4 separate regions of the Homo sapiens genome follow, and regions 2, 3 and 4 are each linked to region 1. The links are chromatin loops, found by intact Hi-C in ENCODE. Cell type or tissue: GM12878. All regions are shown on one strand. Region 1 overlaps TBC1D5 (TBC1 domain family member 5). Region 2 overlaps PLCL2 (phospholipase C like 2). Region 3 overlaps PLCL2 (phospholipase C like 2). Region 4 overlaps PLCL2 (phospholipase C like 2).

Evidence for each region. A loop is a pair of places that touch in the nucleus more often than their neighbours do. Peaks named below come from ENCODE experiments on the same cell type or tissue, not always from the same donor. Only the 100,000 strongest peaks of a DNase experiment are listed, where the experiment ranks them.
Region 2: it touches region 1 in a loop (1.9-fold over the local background); 3 of 110 quality-filtered maps call a loop at or near these places.
Region 3: a loop joins it to region 1, with 2.7 times the contacts of the local background. A loop is called at or near these places in 3 of 110 quality-filtered maps.
Region 4: it touches region 1 in a loop (2.3-fold over the local background); 2 of 110 quality-filtered maps call a loop at or near these places.

The regions. Positions count from the first base shown.
Region 1 is chr3:17,192,553-17,200,552 of GRCh38, forward strand. The region is part of intron 19 of TBC1D5 (TBC1 domain family member 5); the gene reads right to left. Among named protein-coding and RNA genes, the nearest start is that of PLCL2-AS1, 140 kb to the left of the region's middle. RefSeq lists an enhancer at 3,706-3,815 and a silencer at 3,996-4,045. In GM12878, CTCF peaks have their summits at 2,650 and 3,445; DNase peaks (open chromatin) are centred at 2,849 and 3,839; H3K4me3 peaks cover 442 bases; H3K27ac peaks cover 1,053 bases.
Region 2 is chr3:16,893,305-16,901,304 of GRCh38, forward strand. The region is part of intron 1 of PLCL2 (phospholipase C like 2); the gene reads left to right. Among named protein-coding and RNA genes, the nearest start is that of PLCL2, 12 kb to the left of the region's middle. In GM12878, no CTCF peak of the experiment used is centred here; a DNase peak (open chromatin) is centred at 4,328; H3K4me3 peaks cover 3,212 bases; H3K27ac peaks cover 3,372 bases.
Region 3 is chr3:16,923,608-16,931,607 of GRCh38, forward strand. The region is part of intron 1 of PLCL2 (phospholipase C like 2); the gene reads left to right. Among named protein-coding and RNA genes, the nearest start is that of MIR3714, 5.6 kb to the right of the region's middle. RefSeq lists enhancers at 4,573-4,822, 4,883-5,042. In GM12878, a CTCF peak has its summit at 4,076 (motif pointing right); a DNase peak (open chromatin) is centred at 5,308; H3K4me3 peaks cover 1,644 bases; H3K27ac peaks cover 4,099 bases.
Region 4 is chr3:17,040,697-17,048,696 of GRCh38, forward strand. It overlaps PLCL2 (phospholipase C like 2), which reads left to right. Exons shown (of 6, transcript NM_001144382.2): 4 at 2,178-2,253. PLCL2-AS1 (PLCL2 antisense RNA 1) reads right to left here. Exons shown (of 3, transcript NR_046640.1): 2 at 3,358-3,492; 3 at 2,056-2,217. Among named protein-coding and RNA genes, the nearest start is that of PLCL2-AS1, 9.9 kb to the right of the region's middle. In GM12878, no CTCF peak of the experiment used is centred here; DNase peaks (open chromatin) are centred at 4,386 and 6,694; H3K27ac peaks cover 2,910 bases.

The DNA of each region.
Region 1 (8,000 bases):
AATCCCCCAGTAAATAGCAGTTCCCATTTTTGGACAGGATGTAAACAAACAAGTTAAATGTAAATGGAAATGGCCTTTAGAAATTTTGAACTGAAATTCAAAGCTCAAGATGTCACATTTATGCTATCCAATTATATCATTTCAGAACTGGAAATGTCTTTAGAGATCATTTATTTCAACCCCTTCTTGTTTACAAATAAAGCAGCTTTTGTATGGCCAGGTAGCTGGGCAAGTAGCAGAAATCCCACTGGTAGGCTTCCTTGTTTTTCAGCCACTGAAGCACTGCGGTGTCCCACCGCTGACGTCCTCACTACCAGGGAACACTGGATTTGTCCCGACAGGATGGGTTTTCATAACAATCACTGAGCCCTTTTCCTTCTACCCCACATCCTCCTGTACTAGCAGTGCTCCTTCCTGACTATTGAAGGCTACAGCAAAGTCACTAAAACCTAAACTCCACAGGATTTTGTATCACTTTTCACTCCTTTAGTTTCCCCCAGAAACTTGGATAAAACCTCTACATTAAACAATACTGACTCCTTATAATTTATAAAGTTAAAAATTGCCTGTGATAAAATTGGGGTGGCCCGGTGAGGCATGAGTCAGGCTTTCTCCAGCCCAGAGCTCCTCGCTGATTGTGCTGCTTCAGCTGGCTCTAATAGATAGTGATCATTCAAACCCCTTCTCTTCAGGAGCCCAACAGGGGCTGCAGGGCAAGACCACAAGGTCAAGTATAGGGAGAAACCTTTATTTTTCCCTGCAAAAATTTTCTCTACCAAATTGCTACTTGACTTATAGCATATCCCTAGAATTGACAAATTACATATCAACTTCACATTCTCTTCATTGGTTTACATGCGAAGAGTTTCAAATCTCTTTTTGAAGTCAGGTGTTGGCAGGTTAAAATAATTAATTCAGATCACATGCTTGCCGTGGGTGCGACATATGGGGTATGGATTACAAATATTTTAAAAATAGTGCATGTAAGGTTCACAAAATTAAGGGAAAGAAATTTCCCTTTATATTCAGCTGTTGCTTATAAGTTTTATTGAGGGACTAAAAAAGATCTTCATTTCTTACCCCTTTTTATTCTTCGGGTCTACCTGATAAGGCAGAAATTCTTCATTGCCCAGTTATGACTAATAACTTCTTTTGTAGATAGCGCTAACCACAGACTCTATTTCCCTCAGTTTTCTAATTTGTAAAATAGGAAGCAATTCTAGCAGTGACCTTATAGCGTTGCTTGAGGATTAAAATAGCTAATACATGTAAAATGCTTAGAACAGAGGACACACTTACAGAAGGTGTTCTATAACTATTAGCACTTAGCCACCATTTACAAGGAGAACATGCTCACACTAGGATATATTTGAAGCTTGCTTTATATGTAGAAAATCTCATTCCTTATTTGGTATTCAATTAATGTTATTAATATCAATTTTTTCGATCTTTAATATGAATAAAAATCAGCTGGGGATCTTGTTAAAATGCAGAGTCTGATTTAGTAGGTCTGGGTTGGGGCCTAAGATTCTGCATTTCTAACAATCTCCCAGGGGATGGGATGCAGCTGGTCCATGGACCACAATTTGGATGGCAAGGATTTAAATAACTCATCTCACGCTAACCTTCTATTAATATTTACTTCTGAATATCTCTTCCCGTCATTCTAGGAAGGCTGTGAAGTACTTTACTATCTATCTGATCTAAGGCAATTTTAACAGATGGCTGCATGGTTAGAAGCGTATTTGGTGACAGTCCGAAAGACCTCTTCTCAACATGGAGTAGGATGCAGCGGGGAGAGAAGCAGGGTGACAAGCTTCCAGGAGAGCCTTCCAATCTCCCTGAGTTAGTTTTGTACTGAGTAGCTCTATTATTCTATTTAGAGCTAATTCTTAGACCATTAGATATCAGTTTATTCTATTGTAAACACAAACATTTATACAATTTCTCATTAAAAACAAGTGAAATATGAATTAATTTTATTGGATTATGCATGCTCTCTTCTGTAACTTTTGACAAAGGCTGTGTATTAAGTATCAGAGAATAAAAGATGCTTTTCAAACATAAAATGCAATGAAAAGGAAATGGCAAAAATACTTCCATAATTCATGGTATTTAAATTCATCCCTGATTTTCAGAAGATATCTTTCTGAATATATGATTTCTGAAAAAATCATAAGTAATATTTATTAAGAACTTTTAGCCTTTAGAAACATGCTTTTATACCTACTGCCATTTTAACATTGTGAGCCATTTTAATCTAATTTTGCTTTCCTAGAAGTTGCCTACAAAAAATAATAAAGTAAACAGAAAAGACAAGAACGGTGCCAGAAAACAGGATCATGTGCTACAAATATCTAAAGTAAAGTAAATAAGCTTACAATCTGGAATAAATATACTGGAAATTGAAATAAAACCTTTAATTAGGACCAACTTCACATAGGTGTAACCAGAGGAAGAATAAAACCTCACTTGCAGAGTTACAAACCTCATTATTTGCAAAAGTCCTATAACTGCAGTTTAAAATAATTATATGCATATGGTATGTCTTCTTAGCCCTGTAAAAATTCAAAAGGTATAAAAGGTGTCTCCTAGAAGTGCTTATGTATGGGAGTCTAATTAAATGGCATTTGTGGAGAAATGCTCCCATCTTTTGGGCTTTTATGCTGTCATTTCTGTGTTGTGTTTTTATAATTAGGCAACCTGACCAATCATTTGGAAACCCATGTAGTTCTCTCCTCCACCAGGACAATAAACACAGATGTTACTCTACTTAACAAGGGTTTTCCCCCTCCCCACTTACACGTGATAAGACCAACTGATGAAACCAGCCAGCCAGCACCAGGGCCTCCAGCTGAGTTTCTCATAGCAATGCTGGCTGGGCAAAACCATCTGCGTGCTCTCCCTTGCTGTTCCTGGCACCAAGGGTAGGCATCTGCACAATGGCTGGCCCAGATAGAAGGGCCTGAGCCAAGACTGTTTTTCTTATGACAAAGCTAATTGATCCGTGTGAAGATGAAATGTACACACTTGCACAACTTATTCTCTGGGCTAACTGACCTCTATAATGTCCCAATAGAGACAGACAAAAAACCGTACCCTGCAGCAAATCCAAGCTGAGGATCAAGTACAGTTTAAGAACTACTTTAAGTAACAACTGGTAAAAGCAAGTAAGTTTTGGAACAGCCTTGATATTTCTTTCTTTTTTTTTTTTTTTTAACATAAACATTACCACTTCTGAGACTTCTGGAAAGAAAAAAAGGTGAGAAGGAAATAATTCTCTAAATTGCCTGGTTTATTCATATGCCTATCATACTTTTGTTAGTTCATCCCTTAAGTTATACCCCATCTCTCACTAAATACCAACAATTCCTATTAGCTTTTTAAATAAGTGGTTGGTAAATGCTGCTGAGAAATGAAGCAACTTTTCAGGCTCTAGAGGACGCCAGAGCAAAGCCTAAGACATCTCAATACTTGCACAACACACAAAACCCTCAACAGCATTCATTTATTCCTAAACGTTTACTGAGTGCCAGACACAATATCTGGCACAGAAGATACAGTGACAAGCGCCTGCAAGAGCCTTATAAGTAAACACAAGTAGTTCTCTGACATTCAAAACGGGAAACATTTGCAGATTACGTAGGACACCCTCCATCTCAAGATGCTGCTGCTTTAGGTTTGGGGAGGGGCTCTGAAATCTGCAGCTTAACTAGGGCCCCAGCTACTTATTACAAGTGCTGAAAGCTCCTAGCAGAGAAGGCTCCATGGGACACAAGGTGCTTGGGCTGAGACTGGAAGGGACTCTATTTTGTGGCTACATCAATCACTCTGGTCAGAAGAGACAGTGAAGGGAAACAACACAGAAGTATGAGAAAGCATGCTTGGTTTAAGGGAAGTGAAACAGCTATGCATTCCTGAGGGGCTGGGGAGGAGTAAGAGGGAGGACTAATGATAAGGCTGAACAGGGTGAGACTGTAAAGGGCCCTACAGGGCATACCTTAAAATTGAGGGATTTATCCTAGGGAGAAGGGCTCCTGCAGAATTCTGATGAGGAGTCAAAGCATATGAGTCAGACATACACGATGCACACGTTGGTGTCGTGAAATACTTTGGGTATATGTTGACCATTAATAAAATGGATTAACTCTAAAATTTCTAATTAACATGGGTTTGTTACTTGAGAACAAGAAAATTATGTAGAGTGTAACCTTTCTATATTCTCATTCCTCCAACTCGCCAAATCCAGAAGCTGCATGTCATGAACTGTATAGAGTCAGTTCCGTTATAATGCTTGTTTTGAAAATGTGAACTTGTTTCAATGAGATCAATGTATTAGGGAATAATTGAGCATAACCCGAAGTTCACATTTGCTTACACACAACATCATCCTCAAGAAATAATGGGTGAATGCAGAAAACTCCACATAGATGAACGCAGCTACACGTAGGAATGCAGGAATACACAAAATGCCTACATGCATGCAACACAGATATCTGCCAGCTACCTCCATTCCGTGTGTGTTATGGGCTACTTCCATAACCAAATCCATCAGATTCCATCCAGATAACTCTCCTCCACCACTTCACAGTGACTCACAAGCTGCAACCCTTCCAATGTCCACTTCCGCAACTGAGCTTCAGGTATTTTTCAAGGTAAAGTATCATATTTATTGCACTATTTATTTCTTAATCACTTAACGTGTAAAACCACTCTACCACTTTTATTAGGTTCCTACTTTGTTTCATGTGGCACTGATGACCTTTTTTTTTAGTGTTGTACCTCGATCCAATTTTCCCCACAAGCCCTGGGGTTTTTATCTTATTATTTTTATTACTATTTTAGAGACAAAGTCTCGCTGTTACCCAGGCTGGAGTACAGTGGTGTGATCATGGCTCATCGCAGCCCTGAACTCCTAGGTTTAAGCGATCTTTTCACCTCAACCTCCCAAATAGCTAGAATTACAGGTGTGTGCCACCAAGCCCAGCTAATTTTTTTTGGTAGAAATGGGGTCTTGCTATGTTGTCCCAGCTGGTCTTGAACTCCTGGCCTCAAGCAATCCTCCCACCTCAGCCTCTCAAAGCACTGGGATTACAGGCATGAGTTACTGTGCCTAGACTCCCTGTGGTTTTTAATGCATGTCTTTGCATAGCATAGTGATTTTGGGGAACATTTGTCACCTCAGAACTGACAATTCCGCTGGATGGGGTGCAGTAGCTCATGACTGTAATTCCAGCATTTTGGGTGGTTGAGGCAGGCAGGTCACTTGAGCTCAGGAGTTCAAGACCAGCCTGGGCAACATGGTGAAACCCCATGTCTACAAAAAATACAAAAATTAGCTGGACATGGTGGCTCGCGCCTGTAGTCCCAGCTACTTGGGAGGCAGAAGGGGTTGGATTGCTTGAGCCCAGGAGGTGGAGGTTGCAGGGAGCCGAGATTGTGCCACTGCACTCCAGCCTGGGTGACAGCATGAGTCCCTGTCTCAAGAAAAAAAGAACAGTTCTGAAGACGACTGTTCAATGAAGATAAATACATTCATGAAAATCAAATTTATATTTTTTTCCAGAAAGGTAATTGCAGAAAAGTTTTAGTCTAGACATCATGGTATCACTCAGTGTTTATGAAACAGAAGTGTTACCTGTACTATTGTTCTTTATAGGGGCTAGGGCTGGTGTTCCCTGTGTCTCCTTCCCAAGAGGGCCCTGCAGCCATGAGCCCCCTCCAACCCAATCTACAGTTGTGGGCAGTGGCTGGGCCTGATGGATTTAAGGGTAATCTAGGAATTTTGGCCAATAAGACATAAAGGAAGTCTTGGTGAGTAGCTGTTGAAAACGCCTTTAAGATAGGGTTGCCATATTTAGAAATAAAAACATAGAACATAGGATTAAATTTGAATTTCATATAAACATCAAATAAAGTTTTTAGTATAAATATGTCCCATGTAATATAAGATACTTATACTAAAAAATTTACTCATTATTTATCTGAAATTCAAATGTAACTGGGCATTTTGTGTTTTATCTGGCAAACCTACCTTTAAAAAATGCCCTAGAAGACATGGTCATTCTCCTCTCGATGTTGGTGAATGGATATGGTGTCTAGAACTATTACAACTGTCTTGCTTTCAACCTGGGGAAGAGTTCGTTCTGGGAAGGGCAGGGCAGGTCAGGGCAGAGAGATGGCAAGAAACTGCATCCTTGAAGACACAGGTGAGCTTCTAAATTAGTGGTTCTAAACCTTGACTACATATTTGAATACTCCAGAAAGTTTTTAATAATTACCAATGCCCATGCTCCACTGGAAAGATTCTGACTCAGTTCTTCTGTGACCAGTATTGATTAAAACATTCTCCCAGGCCATTCTAACGTATGGTCGGGAATGGGAAGTCCTTGGAACTTGAGCTAAATAACTTTCCTTGTTACCGGAATCAGTGTGAATTGCATTTTCCGCTACATGTAGCTGAAAGCATACTAAATAAAGACAGTCTCTAGAGTGAAACGCAAGGTTCCGCATTTAAACGTTTTATAGTTAGTCCATCTTGGAAATTTAAATCACAATTTCTGGCAAAAAAATTAGGACTGCTCATTTATTTGAGAAAAAGCTCATGTCTCAGCCCAACCTTCAAATCTAAATCCGAAATCAAGGGTGTCAAAAAAGAAGTCTGGTCATAACAGAGGACTGAGGATGTATGACTGATTATAGACATTAAGAAAACAATCAATACCTCATTTATCCTGTGCAATAAACAGATATTCATGTTTTCATCACTGTCCAGCTAAAATGATATTATAGTTTGACAGTTGTCTAGAGATGAATTTAAGATTTCCATAAATGTTACCATCATCACATATTGGTATCATGCTGATTTCATTCTTATTTTCAAAAACATTATTCTTGATATTTTATGGAATATTTTCACATCATGATACATGAATAACAGTTGCATGTAGAGTGTACAAATATGCTTCAAACCCAAATGGTTGCTTAGAATCCAACTGAGAACATCCCAAAGTTAAGCAATTTGGCAGCACTTCTCACTGTTTTAAGTTGATTGGGACATTGTATTGAGGCCTCCTTCAAATTTTGGACCATGTGGTAGTATATATATGTACTGAAGGGACCTATGGAAGGACTCAGGTAAAATGTTGCAAACTGTCCCACCTTTGGGATAGCCACCAGGAATAAAAAGGTGATGATGATCAAGAGGCCAGAGCGATTACCTGGAGGTAATCCTTGATGTTGATCTGAAAGGCCCTTTTTGTAGCACGGACAAGGTATGGTTGAATTTGGTTTATTTAATGAGATCAGGCCATCTTTCAGAGTTCCTCACAGAGGCAAAAATAAGAAAGATATCAAATGTTAAAGCAGAACAGTAAGAACATTAAAGGTGAGAAAAGTAGAGAAATGTGACCATGAAAGCCAGAAGTCTGAGTCTAGTCTTGGGTCTATGAACAACTGATGAGCTAGAGAGGGGAAAGGAGGGAGCTTCCCTTTTCACAATTGTTTTTCAAGTAGAAATAATTTTCTTATTCTTTTCTCTCTTTTCAAATATAGCCTATAACTTTTTAGGATTTAACATAAGGCCAATTTGTTCTTGGCTTATTATAAACACTATATTTTGCTGTTAAAGTTCCTGTCTACTGACCAAAGTAACTTTGGAAAGCAACATATTGACTGGAAATGATAAGGCCATAGATAGAACTGTACATAAACACTGTACTATAGTTCAGGGGTCCCCAAACCCCGGGCTACAGACCAGTAGTTGTTCGCGGCCTGTTAGGAACCATGCTGCACAGTAGGAGGTGAGCAGCAGGCAAGCAAGCATTACCACCTGAGTCCCACCTCCTGTCAGATCAGCAGCAGCATTAGATTCTCATAGGAGTGTGAAGCCTATTGTGAACTGCACATGCAAGGGATCTAGGTTGTGTGCTCCTTATGAGAATCTAATGTCTGATGATCTGAGGTGGAACAGGGAACCTGTTTGATCCTGAAACCATGCC
Region 2 (8,000 bases), 300 kb before region 1:
TAAAGCAGGTAACAACTAGTAATGGTTTGTTTTTTTAGGTGGGCTTCTTCTATTATTGTTTCGGAATTGTCAACTAATTATAGAATTTTAGAATACAATAATACAACACATTACTGTGTAGTCAATATTCAGTATATTTTTGGAGTGTGCTAAATGTACTGATTTGGATATTGCAGATATTAACATCCCAGAAACCAAGCAGCTGGGTTTAAAAGTGATTAATCATGGAGATTCATGAGATTTTCACAGCGGAAAGAGATCATGTAAAATTCTTTTGTAGTTAGAGATACACAAGGCCATACTGATTAGTACATTTAGCTCCTAGCTATGGTTGAATTCATTTATTTGCATATTAGCATAACAGAATTGGAAAAATTTGTTATGTAATACTGCAGTATGTGAGTATTAATAGAACAAGATGTGGTCTTCTAGATTAAAAAAATAGCTATTTTTTGTGAATTTGTTTTTTGCTATAGATAGCTGCATGTGTACACATGCTATACTTGTGTATGCATATACCCTGAAGACTGTTTATAAATCGTAAAGATTAAGAGCAAACCAAATAATGTAGTGCTAGGTTGACACAAATCCTGTGTCTCTCTCTCAGAGACTGATGGACTGATGGGTAGCAGGTGTATGCTCTTTAAATTGAAAATGCCCAGGAAGGGATAGGCTGTTCCCTATGAGCATTGCTGATGAAGCCTCTGTTGCTTTTGACCAATTAGTGTGGTCACAGAGGGTTAAGTGACCTCATTTGCAGCTACCATCAGAATTACAAGCCATATGACTCTCTCCATATGGTTTCCTGCTACCTTTTATTTTTTATTCTAAACTCTGATATTCTGTAGTCATAGTAAATGTATTTTTTCAAGTTATTTATATGATTTAATGTTTATTATTGAATAAAGGATATTGCTTAGATTTTTATTTCTATCAATCCATGCTAATATATTAAATGCCAATATAATTATTCAGATGTTTTCATATTGAAGCTAATAAAATTCCTATTGAAATACTGGTTTTGAGAATGTCTTCATCTGTGGAGTATTTGATGATTTGTTGAAAGAGATCTGTATGCTCTTCCAAAGCTTTCCCTGGTTTATGTATATTTCCAGAAATAATTTTCTATACATTAAAAATAATATTAGCAGTAGAATTACTATATCATAGGACAGACATGTGTACATTCAGCTTTAGTAGATACTATTAGGTGATTTTCCTAACTGGTCCAGCCAATTTACACACCTACCAGGTTATATGAATGCTAGGTGCTCTAAATGCACACATTTGGTATTATCAGTGTTTCTTTGTCTTTTTGCTTTTTGATTGTAACTATTGTGACGGTTATGTAATGGTACTTCACTGTGGCTTTTTGGCTGAATTTCTCTCATGGCTAATGATGTTGAACATCTTTTCATATGTTTCTTGGCCATTTGGATATTCTCTTTTGTGAAAATGCTTGTTCAAGTCTTTTGCCCATTTAAAAAGTCAGGTTGTTTTTATTTTNAAAAAAATGGTATGTAGGACTTAATTTACATTTTCTGAATATGTCTTTTGTGATATATATATATATTCAAGTTGTTTATATGGTTTAATGTTTATTATTGAAGAAAATAAAGGATATCGCTTAGATTTTTATTTCTATCAATCCGTGCTAATAGCTTATATTAAATGCCAATGTAATTATTCAGATGATATATATGTTTTGTGATATATCACAAAAGACATTTTCAACATATATAGATATGTTGAAACACGTATCTATATAGATATAGATATATGTTGAAACATGTATCTATATCGATATAGATATATGTTGAAACATGTATCTATATCGATATAGATATATGTTGAAAATGTCTTCTAGTATGTGACTTGCTTTTTCACTGTCTTAAAGGGTATATTTTAATGAAAATTCTTAATTTTAGAGAAGTTCAGTGTATCAGTATTTTTCTTTATGGTTATTATTTTTGAGTCCTGTTTCAGAAATGTTTACTTAGCCTAATTCTATGAAGATAGTCATTTATTTAACCACTGGAGTCTTATTGTTCTATTTTTCATGTTTAGATCTGGATTTCATTTTGTGTGTGTGGTGTGAGGTAGGGTTAAAGATTTTCTTTCCATATAAATATCCAATTAATTCAGCACCATTTATTTGAAAATAGAATCTCTTTCCCACTGCACTGCATTGGTCTTCGATCCTAGATCAAGTGGCCATTTATGTATGGGTCTGTTTTTGGAGTCTATTTTGTTACATACACATAAAGTCCTTATATACTTACCACACTGTCTTTCTGGCTAGGTATATACCTAACAGGAGTTACTCCATATGTATATTGAAAGACATTTCCAAGAGTCCTTAAAGCAGCATTAATTCTAACAGTCCCAAATTGAAAGCAACAACTCAAATGCCTATCTTATAAAATAGCGTATCATACAGTGGAATCCTATGAGGAAAAGGAAGAAAGAACAGAAACAGCAGATGACTGCCCTATGCACTGCTTGAGTCTCCCAAGCATAATGCTAAGGGAAATAAACCAGCCACAAAAGAATACATATTTTTGATTATAATTATATAAAGTTCAAAAGCAGCTAAACTAATTTGGAGTGGTAGAAGTTATAATAGTGGTTACACTTGGGGATAATAATTGAGGGAGGAAGCAAGGGTCCTACTGGGTGCCAGTGATGTTTGGTTTCTGCATCTGGTTGGTGATTCCAAATGTGGGTTTACTTTGTAAAAATCCATTAGGTTTTACACTTAGGATTTTTTTTCTGGAAGTCTATCATACTGCAACAAATTAAGTTTATTCAAACAATTAAATTGTGAACATTAATCAAACTCAGATACCAATTGGTTACTTCCTCCTGCACTATTTAGGGCCGTGCCTTTTACAGTTTTTTGCTGTCTGTGGATCAGCATGTGAAACATTTCTGCTGCTGTGGACACTTGTACGTGGTGAGACCTGCTAAAGCCCTGCACTAGTTGATGGCCTGGAGAGGGGGTGGGTGGAGAGAGGGGCAGCTTGCTGGAAGAGCCTGAGGACTGGATCTTCCTTGGAATATACTGAAAGCACAAAAGGAGCTGGGCCTGGGTGGAAAGTTGACACATTAGTGAAGAGTGTGTTGGTCACTGCAGTCATCTTACACTGCAGTCGTGATTGCTTGGAGTTTTTATGATTTGTTTAGTGTAGTTTTGAGCTTCAGGTGCACTCGAAAGTTTTAATATTTGAAAATGTGCTGCTCATAATAAAACTTTGAGAACCACTCGTTTGTGGAGCACCTGCTCTTCACATAACAGTTTTCTAGATAGAGCTTTTTGGTCTCAAAAGCAGTTAACAGAGCAAAACCAGTTATCCAGATATACGGACAAAATGGAGAGTTGTTTGATCACTGCTAAGTAATAGCATACCTAGGATCTCAGGTGGTCGGTCAACAGAGAGTTTTAGCTCTACTGAACACTTATTCTGCCTAATCTAAATATTCTTTTGGGTAGGAAAGGACGAAGGGGAAATAATCTTCAGATGGGTCATTTTAAGACACATTGGAATTACCTGGATTCTAAAACATACTAATGTGAAGACCCCACCTGGCTGCAATTGAATCAGAACCTCTGGGGGTTTCCTAAAGTGCCCTGGGAGATTTTAAAGTATAGCCAGGGTTAACAACAGCTGTGAAACCTTTCTTATATGTTGGGTTCTCGACTTCCCTGTGTAGCTCTGTTAGATATGAGAGAACAAACAGCTCCCGGAATCCTGCAGATGATAGTTGGTGAGCATGTGGCTGGTGGGGTGTAGGGGGCAGGATTAAACCTTAACTTGCCGCGGTGGAGTTTTTCTTTAAGGGAGTCGAGCTGCCCTTTTTTGGAGGGGATATAAAATGTCAATGAAGGGGAATAATTCCTTAGTAAAATTTGGAGAAATAGATTTTATATGTGAAAATGACAGTCTGCCCTATGTGTCTTTTTTTGATCTAGGTAAAGGTAAAAATTATGTCAATTAAAAAAAAAAAAGGCCCTGGGTTGGTTATTTGGAGCCTTAATCCCCCTTGATTAATCATTACTGTGCAGCTCCTAGTCCCTGTAGTTCCTGGCGAGTCCCTGGGCTCTTGTCCATCCCTCACAAGAGAAACTATATAGGTGTACCCATGGCATTCTGCAGCATGAAGGAGGAGCCTCCCTAGGAAAAATTGTCTTTAGAAAGAATTAGTTTGGCAGAGGCACTAGCACTATTTCTAGAGAGAGGTGATTGGATGTTTCACTTTGCTAAATGAGTGTAGTAAAAACGCTGTTTACTCACAGAAGATTATAAATCGGCACTTGCCAGACAGGTGTCTGTTTGTAAGGGTGATTTATGCGGGGAGGATGTGAACCATCTGGTGATGCTCCAGTGCTCCGCCCGAGGGTGGGCTGACATCTGGGTTGGCACGTCATGACCTTTGCGTGAATGTGTACTTTCTGAATGCTAGAGCATTTTCCTCTTGCCATGCTGACCTTCGCGGTAAAGAGGAATGAACATTGAACTCCTGAGGCATCTATAAAACATATTTTATTGGCTGCAAAGCAGTAACATGAAGATTTCAGTCGTTACTTGTTTGTAACCTTAGTTATGCAGTGTGTACTCATTTTCTCCTCAACTGGACTGCACAAATTATTAGAGGTTGTCATTCCCATTTATTTTTTTAGGTCATTTTTTTTTTCTCTTCCACATTGACAAGGATGAGTCTTCTAGCCAAGAAGCTTGTGCCCCTCACTTGTCTTGAGTAGGCACCAAGGAAGAGTAGTGACCTGAGGGGAAGGCCAAGTCCTTGGAGACCCCTGTTTAGAGGCCGGAGAGGCACCAACAGTTTGGCAGCAGCAAAGTTTTCTCAAGCTGTCCCTATCTTGATTGTGACACAATTGTTAACACATATACCTTTGACAGGCAGTTTTATTTACGTATTCTAAATGGGAGGTGTAGTAGAAATGAACTTTAATATTCTTTGGGGAGAGAAAATCTACAGCCTTTTTTTTTTGGAACATTCAGTACTCAGTAATATTTACCAAGTGAAGAATAAGAGAGGTTTCCTTTCCTACAGCATAATTAGCCAGATCTTACCCATCTTCATTGTTAGGAAAAAAAGTATTGTTGAAAAAGATTTTAAAATAGTTAAATAGCCCTTTTGTCCTAAGGAATAGCTGCCGGGTATGAATGCTACCCGGAGGGGTCTGGAAGCAAGAGAGTGAAATAGTGCGAGAGAAACAGGCACATAGCCACATAGCAAGCGTTCTACTGGGCTCCTTACTGGGAAGTTGGTGAGATGTGTGGCCTCTGTGGCAGTGGCCCTGACCTGTCCTCATCATTACTGGTTGCCAGACAGTAAAGTAAGACAAGGTGGAGGATGGCTTAGAAGATACCACCAAAATAACAGGGCTTGATAAAGCTGTCCCCAGATACAGTTTGGCAACTCTCAGGGCCGTCATTCCTGGGAACAACAGGGACCACGGGATCTATTAGTTATGTTCCAAAATGGCACTTAAAACCTTTCCACACCAGGTCACACATGGAAAATGATATAATTGTCTAGATAACATGAGGAGATTGCTTGGGGCCAGAGGCCCCAGCCAGCTGTGGCAGGGGTTGGAGGGTGGAGGGGGAGGGGGTTGCGGGGACCCACGCCTTGGCAGGCCATTTGGCAGTAATACTTGGCAGTAACCATTAGTGCTGTGCTGGGGCGTGTTTGTCAGGAGGTTGTGCTTCAAAAGGTGGTAGAGAGAAGAATGGAGGAACAAGGAAAGGTACAGTAAGCTGCAGAGTGCTGTGTATCTGTCACTATCGAGGGGATGCCCTTTGCACCATGATTCTCACTTTAGTGGTGAGTTGAATCTTGGCCTCAAGGCATGTCATGGAGCTGTGGCCACTGTGGAAACAACACCAGCAGACAGCTTAGCCTGTATATGGATGGAGCGTCTCAGCAGGGAGAGGAACAGTTGAGCATCTACCTTCACAAGAGGGCTGCTTTTCTACATAGAGAGGACTGTTAGTCCAGCCTTAGGCTTTTCTGCTGTATCTAAACAGAGCAGCCCATTGGGGTCATGTTTGAAAACAGCAACAACAGAGTATCAAGTAGGTACAGAGGCTGAATTCCCTGAATTTCTGTGCAGAAGTTCACACCAGAGACCTGGACACTAGTTGGGGAGCTGGCCTGTGGAGACCAAGAGCTGCAACTTGAGAGTCATGAGTTCTGATTCGGGTCTGCACCTCTGCTTGGTTGAAGTGTTAAATGTGTCCAGAAGACTGTGTTTTCTCCTCTTTTTTCTGTAAAAAGTGCGTGAAATCTTGTCTGCTTGATTTCTTGTATGTCTTTTCGGGACCAGGGCAAGTACTTTTCGCATGACTGACATGGTAAGTAAAACCTGTATGGATCTTGGGAAGAGCTCTTGGTCTGAATGATTCAGTTTTTGCTATTTTGCTGTTGATTTGATTATTTATGTGAGAAAGATCTGTGCTGTTCCTGAAAATTTGCTAATAAATCCATTAAAATATCCCCCCCGCCGCCCCCCGTCAAAACACCCTAACAAGAAACTATCCTATTTTAGAGGGCACGTTTACTTTTTCCCATCTCTTATTTGAAATGTTCTTTTCAACATTCCCTGCTTTGCTTTTTTGAATATCATGTTTTAGTTTTTTATTTTTATTTTGGTTCACTGTGGCTTTGGTTTAATTACCCTTTTAAATGGAAACATGTAACTGCAGGCCCAGTCCATCATTTGTATTAGTTTTCAGCACTCTGAACTTGGGTGGGTTGGGCACGATTGTTTTAGTTGCTACCTGGATAAGACTGTTGAGATCTTAATCTCAGAGTCTTGAAGAATTCTGTTACTGAGGTAGCAGTGACTGTTTACTAAAGAAAATAACCTTCATTTTTTCTTCTTGACAGAGGTAAAAATTCAGAGAAGAATTTAAGAAGTCAGGGCAATAAGATTAATTTAAACAGTTATTTCTGTGTGTTTAGTATTGTCACTAGACTTAAAAAGACAATAAAAATTTTAACTGATAAAATTACAAATCATCCTTGTTTTCCTCATAGAGCATATCAAATTCAGAAGAAAGAAGCTATAAACTTTATATCTAGCATGCATTTTGACTTTTAAGAAAATCAGTTAAACTCTGTATCTCACCGTATTCTCTCTACAGTATATTGAAATAAAGCTATATGTTGATTTGCTCATTTCATTAGGATTATTATCCTGATGTTTTAAAAGGTTTTTAAAGCTCCTGAAGCAAGATGTTATAAAAATGCAAAAAACTTCATAACCAAAAAAGTCTGGGAAAGTTAGTTTGTATGCTAATAACACCTCATATTTGCATAGCTCTTTCATCCCTGCAAGACCACCTTTAACATCAGCTTAGTGGGCTCTCACAATGCTCCCGTTCGGTGGACATCATCAGTGGCCTCCATTTTGCAGGTGAAAAAGTTGAGGCCCATGTAAAATACACGTGGTCACACTAGACTTTGGCAAGGTTGGGCTTTGGACTCAGATCTGCTGGTTACTCTCCATGCCACTTGGGTACCTTCTCACATTTTATACGTGTAAATTGGGAAGGTAGCAATTCATTTCTCTCTCACTTCAAAAATGGAAACTCAGTATCATCAAAAGATAATCTTGGAGTGGCACTGTTTGAGGTGGTGAATTGTTTGCTAGTTGAGAAACCAAAGAGTTGTTTTTCTTCTGTGAAAGGAACTGAAGTTTAACGCCTTGATTGTGTGTTGCTGGCCCACTGTTACTTAGAAAAATTAACTGCTCCACTGCTTATTTTGATAAGGCAGAGCAGCTGTTTGTCCTTGAAGTTTCAAAAAATTATATTTATGCACTAAATTTATTTGGCAAGTCAGACCTGTTTGTTCCAATAAAGCAACAGTATCTCCCCTGGCCATTCTGGAAGCCACCTGTTGCTTTCAAGAGTTACATGGAAGGGGCTGCTCCTGAGATATTAAAGACTCTTCAGAATGTGGGGGCCACA
Region 3 (8,000 bases), 270 kb before region 1:
CATAACCACTTCTGTTAGTACCACCCTTAATTAAACATTATTTTTCATTTGTCATCAGATTTGGGGAGTTTTCAGCCATTATTTCTTCAAATATTCTTTCTGTGCCTTCCTCTCCTTTCATTGTGGAACTCCTATTATGCATATATTGGCATAATTAATGGTGTCCTACCAGTTTCTTAGACTACTCATTTTCCTTCATTTCTTTTTCTTTCTGCTCCTCAGATTGGGTAATCTCAAGTGACCTATCTTCAAGTTTGCTGATTCCTTCTGCTGTTGAGCCCTTCTAGTGAAATTTTCTTTTAAGTTATTATACTTCTCAACTCCAGAATTTCTGTTTGGCTCCCTTTAAAAAGTCATTTTGATCTATTTGTTGATCTTCTCTGTTTGGTAAGACATCATTCTCATGATTTCCTTTAGTTCTTTGTGCACGATTCCCTTTAGCTCTTTGAGTGTATTTAACATGGTTGATTAAAAATCTTTGATTAGTACATCCAATGTGTGGGTTTCCTCAGGCAGTTTTTACTAGTTGCCTTTTTTCCTGTGTATGGGCAATACTTCATCCCTTTGCATACCATGTAGTTTTGTTGAAAACTGTAATTTTTAATATTATAATGTGGCAACTCTGGAAATGAGATTTCCCCCACTCCCCAGGGTTTGTTGCTGCTTATTGTAGTTGTTGTTTTTGATTTGGTTAGTGACATTTCTATACTAATTTTATAAAGTCTATATTCTTTATCATATATGTCCATTGAAGCTTCTGTTCCATTAGCTTAGCAGTCAGTTAGTGATTGACAGAAATTTCCTCAAACACCTGGGACAAAATACCAGAAACAACTCTAGTCTTTGTACTTGGCTTCTGTGTATATGTCGAAACATATTTTAATACTGAACCAGCAGTTTACAACTCTGTCTTAGCCTTCACTTCCTATTTGCACAGACCCTGGAGGTCAGCCAGAGGTGAGAGTTTAGGGGTATCTCAGGTCTTTCCTGAGCATGCACTCGGCCCTAGCAAGTTAACCTTTTCTATATCCTACAGTCACTCTCTGTTGGACTATACCAGTTAAAGGTCATTGGCAGAGAAAATGCAGAGTGATAGATTTCTCCTTTCACTCTATAAGGGCCACTGCCCTGTTTCCAGCAGCACCATGGAGGGTAGTTTACCAGCATTGTTCAGTATAAGTCAGTGATTGCAAATAACCACGATAGTCTTAAAGCAATGATTTTTACTAGGTATTAGAGTATACCTCTAGGTCAGGATTTTAGATTTTATTCAGCTTGATTCCATGTGTATGGAATTTAAATCTACAGAATACAAGTTTGTTTGTTTTTTTTTTGAGATGGAGTCTCGCTCTGTCACCCAGGCTGGAGTGCAGTGGCACAATCTCGGCTCACTGCAACCTCTGCCTCACGGGTTCACACCATTCTCCTGCCTCAGCCTCCCGTGTAGCTGGGACTACAGGTGCCTGCCATCATGCCCCGCTAATTTTTTGTATTTTTAGTAGAGACAGGGTTTCACCATGTTAGCCAGGATGGTCTCAATCTCCTGACCTCGTGATCCGCCCACCTCAGCCTCCCAAAGTGCTGGGATTACAGGCGTGAGCCACCGCGCCCGGCCAGGGTTTTTTTTTTTTTTAATGTAAAATGATTTAGGCCAGTATGGTTAACCAGCATGTACACTTAGAATTCCAAAATTCTGTTTGCACATATATTTATCTTAGCCAGTTCAAGTTATAAACATGAGCTCTATTGCTCATTTTCTTTATTGCTGCTATCTAATGTTTTTAATTTTTTGAGATGCAATTCTCATACCATACAATCTATTTTTTAAGGGCATACAATCCATTAGTTTTATTGTATTTATAGTTATGCAACCATTACCACTATCTAATTGCAGAACACTTTCATGTCTCTTTTCATACCTTGCCCAATCACAGTTACTCCCAGTCCCTGGCAACCACTAAATTACTGTCTCTCTGAATTTGCCTTCCCTAAACATTTTATATAAATGGAATCATACAATATATGGCCTTTTCCAACTGGCTTCTTTCACTTAGCATAATATTTTAAAGGTTCATCCATGTTGCAGCATGTATCAATACTTCATTCCTTTTTATGTCTGAAAAATATTCCATTGTATGGATATGCCACAGTTTATCCATTCATCAGTTAAAGAACATGTGAGTTATTTCTACCTTTTGGCTATTATGGACTATGCTGCTATGATCATTAGTATACAAGTTTTTGTGTGGATGTATATTTTAATTTCTCTTTGGGTATATATCTAGAAGTGGAATTGATGGGTTCTATGGTAACTCTATATTTAGTTTTTTGAAAAACTGTGAGATTGTTTTCTAAAGCAGCCCAATTTGCTTTTAGGTGACAAGTTCAAGTTCACAAAGAAAAGGAGTGGGCCATATTGACTTATACTTCTATAAATGAAATGTTTCAAATGCTGACAATTTGCAAGGAGAATGTCTGCATGAAAACAGTTAAAATTATTATTTTTTTTGATCAGCCTCACCAGAGCTTCTGAGTATTACTGCCATGCCCATCAGAATTAAGTCTTTTGCTGATTCTTCATGATAATTGACATTTCTATTTAATCAGCTTTAAGTTGCTCTCAAACAAACAAAAAAAGCCCATTATTCATAATCAAATGCTCCAGAATCAGACAGATGCAAGGGCTGGCTTTACTACTTCCTAGCAGTGTCACTTTGAGGAATAATGCCTTTTCTTGAAGAAAAACTTCATTTTCCTCCTCTGTAAAGTGGGATTAACAGTATCTACCTCTAGATGTTCCTGTATTAGAATGAGGTCATGTATGCAAAACAGTTGCCTGGCATTTCCTAAGTGCTAAATAAATGTTAACTATTGTTATTATTATTACTGTTATGTCATTATTTAAATGTAATTTTTTGAAAGATAAATAATGTCTTAAAATACTCTCTGAAACTACTTAGAGACAAAGCCTATTTTAATATAGTGATCAGATTTTTCATCTAGCAAACAAAATCATTTATAATCAAAACCTTTTTTTTTTTTGAGACAGAGTCTCCCTCTGTCTCCCACGCTGGAGTGCAGTGGTGCAATCTTGGCTCACTGCAGGCTCTGCCTCCTGGATTCACGCCATTCTCCTGCTTCAGCCTCCCGAGTAGCTGAGACTACAGGCACCCGCCACCATGGTTGGCTAATTTTTTGTATTTTTAGTAGAGACGGTTTCACTGTGTTAGCCAGGATGGTCTCGGTCTCCTGACCTTGTGATCCACCTGCCTTGGCCTCCCAAAGTGCTAGGATTACAGATGTAAGCCACCGCGCCCGGCCACATTTTTTTTTAAGGCTAAGGAAGAACGGGAAGTGGGTGGCTGAAAAAAATCAATTAAAAATATTTATTTGCTAGTTATTCATTTTGTCCTTGATATGTATTTAATTTAAAGCAATTTATTTTTCTTTTCTTTCTTCCCTGAAGCAAATGTAATTTGAACACAGACTAATTTTTTTTATAGCTAAAGTGAAATGTTAAACAAAATCGTCATCCCTTTTAGCACTACCTTTAAGTTATTCTTTACGGAAGAACTGGGTAAACCCTTCACAGAATGTTTGCAAAACACCTGATGCACAATATGGTGTAAACTGTCACATTTCTCTTTAATTTTTTAATAGTGACCAAAGTGAATATTTTTCCAGTGATTGCTCCATAATATTATGCTACAAATGTGTTGTAAATAAAAGATTGATAATAAAATACAAAAAAAAATGAAATAAACAATAGAAGACAAATATGACAATAGGCAAGAATGGTTAGCAAACATTCTGATCAAACCTTTTTTGTTAGTTTAAAAGGAATGCATCATTGCTTAGTCTTTGTTCTAAATGAGATGTCCCATTATCTGTATCTGGGGCATGAACAAGTTTTTATGGCTTGGTGGCATCAGAAGTTTAAGAGCTGGAAGGGACTTTGGTTGTAAAGGTTGGTCTAGCACAGGGTTTCTCAGCCTGGGCACCATTGACAATTTTGCATTGATAATTATTTGTTGTGGGGGCTGTTCTGTGCATTGTAGGATGTAGGCTCTACCCACTAGATGTCAGTAGTGCAGGGTTCCCCCTACCTGCCTGTTTCCCCCGCCCCCACCACACACAATGAGAACCACTGATCTGGGGTTTGCCAAAGTGTACACTCCATGGAGCACCACTCATGTTGGAGGGGCTGGGATACTCCAGGAAAATATTCTGTTGTCAAATAAGTTTGGGAAACCCTTATTTAGACAACAGCAAAAAATTGTCAGAGCTTTCAATGTGATATCTAAAGTGAATTGCCAAGAGGCGAACATGCAGCATGTTTCAGCTTATTTGACAGCAGCCCGTTTTTCAAAGGCAGCTTGCAGGATGGAACATACTCCCATTCCTGTGCTCCAACTCTCATTTTCCAGGTGAGGAAATTGAGGTCTAGGGAGGTTACATGACCAGCCAAAGGCTCTGCATTACCTAATTTCATAATTGCTGTGTGAGCATGTACTGCATGCTAGCTCCTATGTTAGGCACTGGGGAGGCAATGGTGATACACAGGATAGGCAGATGGACCCAGTAACTACAACACAATGTGGTTAGTGCTAGGAGGGAGGCCCTCCAAGAGGCTGAGAGAGCATCTCAGAATGGGCACTTCATTCACATTGAGTAGATGAGCTGAGTCCATGTTGTACATGTTTTAGCTGAGACATCTGTGGAGGTAGACCAGTTTGGGAGACCAGGCAGTAGAATGCCTACAGAGGCCGATTTTGCATTTCTGTGTATAATAATTGAGGCAAGGGACTGTATGAGAGTCCTCCAGGGATGAGAAGCTTAGGGTAGAACCTTGGGGAAATCCATGTTTAAGGGTGCACCGAGGAAGAGCAGCCCCAGATAGAGACCAAGAAGGACATAGGAGAAAGTACAGAGCCAGGCAAAGGGTGCAGTCTGATGCTGCAGAGAGGAAGCTGCAACCTGCAGGGTTGAGGGCCTGGGCTCTGGAGCTGAGCTAGAGTTTGAATCCTAACTGCCTAGCTTGCAGGTTGTGTGATATTTGTCACCTGTTGTATTACTTTGCAAAGGCTCAATTTATAAAAGCAGTATAATTGTAAAGCCTACTTCATCTACTTGTTGTGAAGCCTAGCTAAAGTATGAGAAGTATGGAGTACCATGCTTGGCATATAAGAAATGCTTAGTAAATATTCGGTGATGCTATCCTTATTATTATCAAATGACATGAGGACTCAGAAACATTCATGAATTTGCTTCTTGGAGGTTGTGGGTGACCTTGGCAAAAATCCATTTCAGCGGAGGGACAGATGGTTTGAGAGTGAGTGGGAAGTGAAACGTAGAGGCTGTGAGTTTAGAATTTTCTCAAGGTTAGTTGTGAATGGGATTGGGCAGGGGGGTGGTGGTGATTGCTGCACAAGAGACTTGGAATTTGAGTGCTGGCTTTGAACGTACACCACAGCCGCAGCATAGAGAAGAGTAATTCTGAGCGGTGAGGATACCTGCGCAGAAATGATGATGATGATACTAAGCACAGGAGTGAGAGACAACTAGGAAACCAAGGATCGTGGGAGAGAGGGGAGGAGGGAATGGGCTACAGGGAGGAGGAAAGAAACTGCTCTGCACTAGGACTTGTCTCAGAGCCTATAGAGGCTACCAGAGTTAAGATTTGTAGGTTCCTGAAAATGAGAGTTTAGTGGACCATTTTGACCTTCTCTCCATAATGACAACATATTTTTAAATCCTGAAAGGCAAGAAAAGAGGTTTCCCAAAAAGACTTCTGGGAAGGCGGGCAGGAATCAGAGCTTCCTGGTGAAGTTATCAGACACTCTGGGAGTTGGCTTGGAATGCATACTCAACTCACTTTGCAATCATTCTTAACTTTTAGAGAAAGCCTCCCAAATCTAACTTTATTGAACAGCAGCCATTGGCTCTCTTCCTGATTTCTCTGTGCACAGATAGAACTTCCAGCATCTCCTCCTTTTCTGCTGACCGTTGATGTGCTGTTTTTCTGACCAGGAATAGCAAACTTTCCTCTTTCCCAGTCTCCTGTACTGGGCAGGAGGATTTCTCACCATCTCCAAATCTTGGAGGCCTGGGGAAGTTGAGTCCTTCTGAAACTTGAAGAAAGGAGAATTCTCTCTGTATCCTGACATAGGAACTATTTGAGTATGAAGAAGGTGCTGCATGCATACATTCAAAGGAACTAGTGAATAGCTGGCATGCATTTTGATACTGTGCTAATTGGTAGCCCTGAGGTCTTTGGGCTTTGTTTATAGACTTCTCCCAAGACCCTCCAAGTAAGGCCTGCATGTTACTTCTCACAGGCTCTCAGAGAGTCTTGGGAAGACAGAGGCCTCTCTTTTAGACATGGAGAAGTATCGTGGGAGGTGAGTTGCCCAAGGACACACAAGACTCCTGTGACTTTCAAGTTAGAGTGGTATTGTGCAGCCAGAATTCGCCTGGCATGGCTTCTGTCTCAGAACCTAGAACAGTGCTCTTCTGCAGTAAAGATTCCTAGTTTATTCCCTTTTCTCTTAGTATAAAACATTTAATGTGGGTTAGAGTATGTTTTTTATTATTTCTCCATTTAACTTGAGAAAGCAACCTCATGGGTTCATATTTTTGTTTCCCTCATTTTAAAGACAGGCGAGATTTCACGAGTAGATGAAAGAACACCCAAATTTGAGGGAGCGTTCCAAGTTCATAAATACTTGTGGCTGAGAGAAAACAATGGCCCTCCCTCAAATACTGCAGGGAAGAACCAGTATTGGGAACAGCTGTGTTTGAAAGTCTCCTAATTGTTATTTATTCTATCTGTAGATCTATAGTCCAACCAATGTATGAATAGGACCTTTGCTGATTATATCTCTGTTTTGATCAGAACTGCTATAAATGAAAGAGTTGTAGTGTACTGTTTTCTTAAACTCCTAGGGTTTTACCACAAATCAGAGTTGTTTCTTGTGATACAGCCTTCTTCAGCCTCTGTTCGTCTCTAAGAAATTGAACCTAGAGTAGTAAACAAGTGATACTTCTGTAAACTCCCTAAGGGATGACTCCTCAGTTCTGTGAACCCCATCATCCCTCCTAATCTCAAGTCGCTTATTTTCTTATGCTTTGTGGAGCTCTCCTACAAGCACCTGAACTCCAGCATGTCCCAAATGTTATTCATGATTTTCTCCTTAAGTCTGCTGCTCCTGCATGAGTTCCTATGTCCATTAATGACATTCTTTATGACACAAGCAAGAAATCTTGGCACCATCTTTATCTCCCGTTTTGCTAACTCCCGTGTACATTTGACTACTCCATTTTCCAAGATGATATTCTAGGCATGTCAGTCTTCTATTTTTTCCTCTGTAAAGGCAGGTAGTAGGGTAGGATCCATATCTGTAACTCCAATGCCTTCTGCTTGGAAGATAATGCTTCCTGCTGGCCAGTTCCCATTCCTCAGCCCAAATACTACATCCTTGGCAAGCCATTCCTCTCTGAACCTCCTTCCCAGGAAGATGCATTCACTTCTTCCTCTGGATTGCCATTTATTTTTTTTTTTAACTCTAATGCTCATGAAACTTTGTGGTAAAATTTTATTTGAAGGTCTGGCTCTTCTGCTACATTCTGAGATCTTTGAGAGTAGGAACCCAGATTGTACTTAGATCCGTGTCTGGCACATATGTAAGCACAAAAGCTATTGACTATATTTAAGTGACTTGAATTAGAAAAAGATGTATGAAATAGAAGAGGAACAATTAAATGCTTATTTGTATTTGATCTCATTTTAGTCTTTTTCTCTTCCCATTTCATTCTCTCCTCTCCCTTAGAAAAAAAGCACGTAAATGTTCTGTTCCTATAAAAACAATTTAAATAGAGACTTTCTTTATCAGCAGACAGAATAACCTGGTTGCATTGTCAATGTTCTGTCTAAATGAAGTTTAACTAACAACTGTTGCCTTTAAGGGATAGAAAAGAAAACCTCACAAATATTATTTATA
Region 4 (8,000 bases), 150 kb before region 1:
GGTTATGAGGTTAAATATCTTGTCCTAGATGACAAAGCTAATGAGTAATAGAACCAGGATTAGAACCCATGTAAATCTTTGCTGTTTCTGCCGCTACACCACTCCCAAGATGAGTTTCTCATCTGCATGTGTGAGCCTCTGCTTAATGCTGCTGTTTTGTTCTCCTCCACTCCTGCTTTTGCTCCTGTCCTCATTTGTTTAATGACTGGGTTCATTTCCTTGATCATATTTTTTTTTCCTTCTCCTATTTGAATGATGGGGGCACAGTTGGCCAGTTCTTTGATACTGAGCTGTAACAATCACCATCCTTGCTTGAAGAAGTCCTTGCTTCTTTGTATCTCTCATTTGGCTTGACATCAAAGCTGAAAAAGGTTACTGATGACGGTATGGACCTTTTCAATATGCAAATTATGTAATGGTACAAACGACTTTATATCAGTATAATAAAGTTCTTAACGATTCATTTTTATTGCTGCCTGTTCAATACGTCAAGCTGTAAAATAGAATATTTTAATTTATGGGAATGACTCAGATCTTGAAGAATGAATGTGAAAATACTGAATTCCAAAGTGCAAACTCTGCCATAGGCTGTGGACTTCTTGAGGACAGGGGTTGTATCCTGTAGGTCAGGTATCCCTGGTTTCCACACAGGGGCTGCCTGCAGTAGACCCCAGCGATGATTAAAGATACATTATGAAGGCGTAAATAAATGCCTGCCTTGGCCTTTAAACTTTTGATGTTTACCATTTTTTTAGAACTGTGCAAGTTGATAAATACTATCTGACTAAGCTTAAGAAGCTAGTACACTTTTTAAGAGACATGTTGGTTATATTTTAAATAAGTGTAACTTACCAAAAATATGGTGGTTTTTGAATTATGCAAATAATCCAACCTGCATATATTTAGTTACTATAAGATAATTACTATGGCAATTAGTGATAAATGCTATAAAGAAAAATAAGGCAGGCCAGGTGCGGTGGCTTATGCCTGTAATGCCAGCACTTGGGAGGCCGAGGTGGGAAGATCACTTGAGCCTAGGAGTGTAAGACCAGCCTGGGCAACATAGCAAGATCCCATCTCTACAGAAAATTTTAAAAATTAGCCAAGCATGGTGGCACACACCTGTAGTCCCAGCTACCTGGGAGATGGAGGCTGGAGGATTACTTGTGCCTAGGAGTTGGAGAGTGCACTGAGCTATGATTGCACCACTGCACTCCAGCCTGGCTGACAGAACAGACCGTGTCTCTTAAAAAAATAAAAAGAAAAAAAATGAGGCAGAAATGAAAGGAATGGTTGGGTGTTTATTACTTAAAATATGATGGTCATGTAAAATAGATGAGTAATATTATAATGCAAAATATTTGGATATTTAAATACAAATATGTAAAATTTATACTAAGGTAGATATCATAATTGTACCCATTTGAGCCATGAGACTTGTTTCTGGCTATCCCATTTCCTTTTCATAGTGATTTTAGAGCCAACAAGATTACTTCAGAGGGATCTTTTCCTAGCTTTTTGGTGAGTAAAATAATGGATCAGCTGTTCACTGATTCTTTCCCTTCTTCAAGCTTGGGCTCTTAAAACAAGCACATGCAATTTGGAACAAGAATTCAAATTTGAACATTTTAAAAACCATTAATAGGAACATAAAAATACTAGTTTTAGAGGTACTATTAGTGATGAATGGTATCAAATAAATAAATGCTATTTTTTAATTCTCATTGTATGTTTTAAACTGAATTTCAGATGAAGACATTTTGGCTGAAATGAGTGAAGTGTGTAGGTGTTGAAGTTTTCTATAAGATGAAGTTGAAAATTTTGTTAAAATGGATAACCAAATTTTAAAACTCAGATCAGATTTGCACGCATATTTGTAGCTTTTCACGCTGAAATGAACTCAGTTCAGTATATTAGCTCAGGGTTCAAGTGCAGTGTTGTACTAGCCTCACTGCACTTGGAAAGTAATACTATTCACATCTTGTTTTAACCATTATGTGGGGATGTGTGATGTTATCATTTTCACATGCACATTTGAAGTTGAGTAGTGGAAAGTCAGATAAAAAAGCGTTTAATATCATCACATCAGCCTGTTTTAGGAGAAGAGCCTTGTGCATGAATGCAGGAGGGGATCTAGTTGTCAGGTGTAATCTCATGTCTGGATGTTCCCTTTGCAGATGATTCAGTCCCTCAAGGCGTTGATTGAAAATGCAGATGCTGTATATGAAAAGATCGTACATTGTCAGAAGGCAGGTAAGTGAAAGTTTGTTTCCTCTCTTTAAATGAAATTAATAGCATCATATACTTTGCCCCAAAACTATTTCATTTTTTGGATGCTATATCAAGAAAATCAAATAAGAAAATTATTTTTCTATGGCTAAAGAAAATACCAATTCAGTGGTTCTCAGCCTTGGGTAACAAACTCACCTGAGGGGACCATTCAAAATACATTAACATTGGTCTGAGGTATGGGGCTGGGAATTAATAACTATTTTAAATTCCCAGGTGTTTCTAATGTACAGCCAAAATTGAGAAACTCTGCACTAATCTCTTCTTCAGTGTTAACTGTGTTGCCAAAGCTCCTGCTGGTCACCCGTGACTCTGGTACACAGTAGGATAGGTAAGGCTTGAGTAGAGGGAGAATGGCTTCTTGTAAAGGAGATGGATTCCAGTTACAACCTCCTGACACTTTTTAGTACACTGGCATTTTCGCGTGCTGATAAATTCATTAATTTAACATCCAAATGTTATACCAGACTATAAAATTCTTCTTATATAAACAATCATCCCATTAATTTTAGCTGTGGTAAAACCAAAAAATTCAGTATTCTGCATTGTAATAAAAATACACAAAATGGAGTTCTTTTAATTTTCTGATTTTTTGAGTGTTGATTTGGGAGATTCTATTATGGAGAATATTTTCAAGTCATAAAAAAAAAAAATTGTCCTGACTTTCTAAGGTTTTTTTCGTTGCTGTTCTTTAAAACCAAGAAACTATATTGCCTACCCTGAAAAAAAAAATCCCTTATCTCAGAAATGAACTTGTTTAAAATAGATTGAAGATAAGGATATGTGTGACATTTTTTTTCTAATATCTATTGAAAGAGTATTCATATTAGTGACTAATCAACAAACTCCACAATCCCCATCTTGTTTTACTCATCTTGTCAGCAAATATTGTTAGCAAAGTGGTCTTTCTACTTCTAGTCCTTTGCAGGCTAACTCTCCCTACAATCTACATTTAATTATTCAAACACAATTTTTATCTACAACACAATCTACAAATTATTAACACAATCTGCAAATTATTGAACAGGAGATATGGAAGTAAACACAGTAAATATATTGAATACTTACCGTGTGTTACTCAGGAGTCTCAAGTTGGTGTGTGAGGCACTGGGGAGACATTGGTGTTTGTGTAGAACAGGAGAGGGACTGAGCTTTCAGGTACTGACCATAATAGCTGTGTGCAGAGAATGTCCATGGGCAGACCTGATGGGAGGCAGTTGGCAATAGATAAGGAAGGTGCTTCTGGAGAGTGAGGGAGGAAGGGAAGGGATGGTGAGCCATCTACCCTCTGCTTTGGGCTGCCTGTCCCCATTCCCTGTGTTTCTACTTAATCAGATTTGCACACATCACTCATCTGCTGAGACTTCTTTCTCTGCCCTCTCTGCCAATCTGTACTTTCTTCTTTTTCAATTATCTCAACAGTCTTCTGGGAGACCTTTCAAGATTCCAGGATTTATGTTACCTAAAGCATTCTATTCAGCCCTTTAAACCTTTAATTTGCTTCAGTTGGTAGGGCTTCTTCAGTTATTGTGTATTTTATTAATGCATTCCATCTTGTAAACAGGATAATAACCTCCTAAAGCACTAAGATTATATATCAAGCTGCTCTCTGTATCTTACCCATGACATCTGTTCTAACATTCTGCACAGAGTAGTTGCCCAAATATTAACTAAATATGATTTTATTTTAATTATTTGATTCCATTCAATGCATGTATTGCTATGAAAATTGTGGACTTTGTGGAATTTGAAAAAAACTGTTTATCAGAAAAAAAACTATTCAACAATTTGAGTTATTGTCAATTCACTGGTTTATGAGATTTGATAATTTTCAGTATAATGTGGCTTTCTGTTTATGTTTGATTTCAGTAAGGGATACATGTGCTTGTACTTAAAAAGCTGAAGAATCTTATCTATTAGGGATTTTGATTAGGATGGGGGGAGAATAACCACTGTGTAATGGTTCAAGTTGCTCTGGGTTTAAAGATCTTTAGAAGCGTGTAAAGATTATCTTTTGGTTTCACAGTTACTGATGAACGCCTACACAGCCCTTCTGTTATCCCAAGTACTTATTTTAGAGTCCCTTGATCTTTTGTTTCTCATGTTTACAATTATGGTAAGGACATATAGTCATTAGTCATATGAAGAATTGCTAATTTGTTTTGGGCTCAAAGACAGTTGCATAAGATCTTACTTTTGATAAGTAATTGTTATTCTGCTTGCCAACAGATATAGGTCACCAAAGTGCTGCAAGAGAGGATTATTTTAGATGTATTTCGAATTTTAAAGCACAAACATATATTTTTATTAGTTAAAACCTTGTTTAAATAACTGAGTGGAAATAAAGAGTCAGACATCCACCCCCAAACACATGTTAAAAAATGTCCCCAGTTCAGAAGGGTTCAGGCTCTTGGCTGTGTAATCTATTTTTTACATAGGAACATGCTATGCTGATGTTAGTACTGGGAAGAGGAAGCGTGGCAGGAGAGGAATGCTGAGAAGTGAAGACCTCCAACCAAGGTAGGCTAGGAACCTATGCATCCCAGCAGTGGAGGACCCAAAGGGACCATGGAAAGAGCAGTGGAAACAACTCGGAGATGCGCAGTTGGAGGCAGCCTGCCTGCATAGTCCTCTCTGTTAAGAAGAGAATGCAGTGACACAGAGAGTTGGGGTAAAAGAGAAATTTTAATAATAAAACCATGTTGCTAGGAGTATATAAACGACCCAGTGAAGAGGAAGACATTAATAGATGAGACAGAGATTCAGGATGAAGGATGTGAGGTCAGGAATGAAGTACAGTCATGAAACACTTGACCTCAGAAAGGGAGAAAGGCTCCTCGTCTGAGATAATACAGAAAGCCGTGACATTTAGAAAAATTCTGAAAAAGAGAGGAGTGTTTTCCATTGACGAGGTAAACAGGGAAGTAGTGTCATAGGAGAACACCAACTTTGGGGGTGAGGAAGTGAAAGCGGGGATTCAAGACAGGGGCAAGAGTATGGGGACTTTGCTCAGAGTCAGAGATCAGCAGTGCCAGTCAAAGGGACTGATTAAATATCAGATCCTGCAGGGGTGATATGGGATGCGTGAGTCTGGGCCGCCATGGGAGTGAGAAGTGATGTGGCCATGCAAGAATGGGTCTCTATAATTCATAAGCCCAGGCGAACACATGCATACATGTTCTCAAGTAGGAGATTGGTAAGGAACACCAGCAGGAGAGCTGAACAGGAGTCTGCAGAGGGAGAAACATCATAAAAGTTCATTTGTTAGAAATGTATAAAAGTTGGGAAAAGATTTGTCAAATTCTTTCAGGGCCAAAGTCTTTTCCACTTTCTAATATCAGGGCCAAAGTCTTTTCCGCTTTCTAATATCTATGTTTTTGTCTCTTTAAATGCCAAAACTGCAGCCCATTTTTGGATTATAATTTCCTTTCTAGTCACTGAATTGGTATGCTTAATAAAGGATAGGAAGACGATCAAGAAGGAAACCCAAATGCTTTCCCTCAGTGAGCTAGGTGTTTCTATCAGGTAATTTTAAATGGAAAATAAATTGTTCTCTGGAGGAGGAAAAAAACAAATCAATGACATCCTGTTAAAGATGGTGAATTAACAAATGCTTTTAATCTCTACTCTAAAACCTCATTAAAATGACAGTAGAGGGTTTTTCTTTAAGCCACAAATCCATAAGGACAAAGAAATCGGGAGCAACAAAATTCTAGAAACTGAGTAACAGCTGAACAAGTGATAATTGGCTTAGCTGCCCACTCAGGAACCTCAATCTGAAGCTGGTCTTGGGGGGCCTGACACAGCCTGACTCACAGGCCAACCACCAGCTCAGATCTAACCTGGTGACCAGGTACCTCTGGGAACTGGGTTAAAGCTAGTTATAAAAGACAGGAACTGTGTAGAAGCTGGATTAATTAACGCTTAGATCTCTGTGTCCTGACAGTGGGGAGGTTAAAAATAGCAAAATTCTCATTCTCCATATGGGGAATTTAATAGGTGATGCTTGAAAAACAGTTCTAAGTAAACAATATAAGCATGTTACTTGGAAATATGAACATAAATACTAAGGAAGGGAAACAATCAGCTAAAGGCATTGAATGTGACTGCTTCTGGGGAGGGAGAATTGTGGACAATTATTTGGTTCTTTACGTACATGCATAATTCTAGCAAAAATAAAAACTAAATTCGAAGAAAAAAGAAGGAAGGAATCAAGGGGCAAAAGCTGCCACAGGAACTGAGGATGTTCCCAAAGATGTGATCCCACACCCACAAGGCCTGGGAGAGTGTTAGGTTGCAGAGGCGCAAAGAGCCCGCATAGGACACCTGCTGGCTTCCCTGCTTTCATGGGCATGCCTCAGGCAGAGGTGATGCCTGCATGCCTGGGAGGATGAGAGCAGGAGAATCTGTTCTGTGCACTTTCAGAATGACTGTTAGGAGGGAGGATCAAACTAAATGAAAGATGACCCAGCCCTCTCCACACCTCTTTAAATGGAAGGTTCTTTGCTAAAAGCTCCAGCGTATTTTCATGCATGGCCAGGGTTGCATCTTCACTGAGTAAAGTGGGATCAAAGAAAATAACTTTCCAAATAATAAAAGCTTTAATTACCCTTCATTTTAATCAATTTAATGGGAAATTTTCAGTGGATCTTATCCATCCCTGCTTTCTTAAATTTGATTTGCCAAAAATAATTTGAACATTTGTTTTAAAGACCCAGGGTCATCTTGAGATGCTGCAGTTTAATGCAGTGATTTCTTGGAGGCTTTAAGTTTGGAGGCCCCTTAACCTGCACACACAGCAGCCTGCCTGCTGTGACTGTTCAGATCTGGACATGGTGTTAATAGTTAAATTCCATCTCCTTTCATTAAACTCTCACTTCCTACTGCTTTGTACTGTATTTCCAACTGTCTGTTTGTATACTGCTCTTTTTTTCTCTTACATTTGCTGCTTCCAGTCTGCTGAGCAGTTGATGTCTCCCCTGTGACCAAGCGATTTATCTTACATAAAAGAGGATGAGGCCCCGACACACTCCTGCATGGGGAAAACCAGCAGAATGTCAGGCCAGACCTACATGACCTGGATTTAATTGCTCAGAGACTTTTTTTTTTTTTTCAAACTCCTCAGATCTCAGTGTGCTCCTAGGAGCTGAGGTTATCAGATAAGTAAGCCATCACCACCTGTCACTTGGTTCATGCACATCATCTTGCCCAACATAGTAAAGAAAATCATCTGCGAGATTCATTCTGAAAGCACTTAACAAGTGTTCTGTTTGAAAATACAGTTGACCCTTGGACAACACAAGTTTGAACAGCATGGGTCCACATATATGTGAGTTTTTTCAATAAATATACTGAAACATTTTTTGGAGGTTGGCAACAATTTGAAAAAAGACAGATGAACCATGTAGCATGGAAATATCAAAAAATTTAAGAAAAAGGCCACAAATGCATAAAATATATGTAGGTACTAGTCTATTTTATCATTTACTGCCATAAAATATGCACAAATCTGTTATAAAAGGTTAAAATTTATCAAAACTTATGCACACACTTAAAGCCCATACATGACGTCTTTCACAGTTAAGAAAAATGTAAACAATGTAAGATGCACTATTAACTCATAACTGCTAAAATTAACTCCAAAACATACTTTGCTACTGTAATAATTTCATAGCCACCTCCTGTTGCTGTTGTGCTGAGCTCAAGTGTTG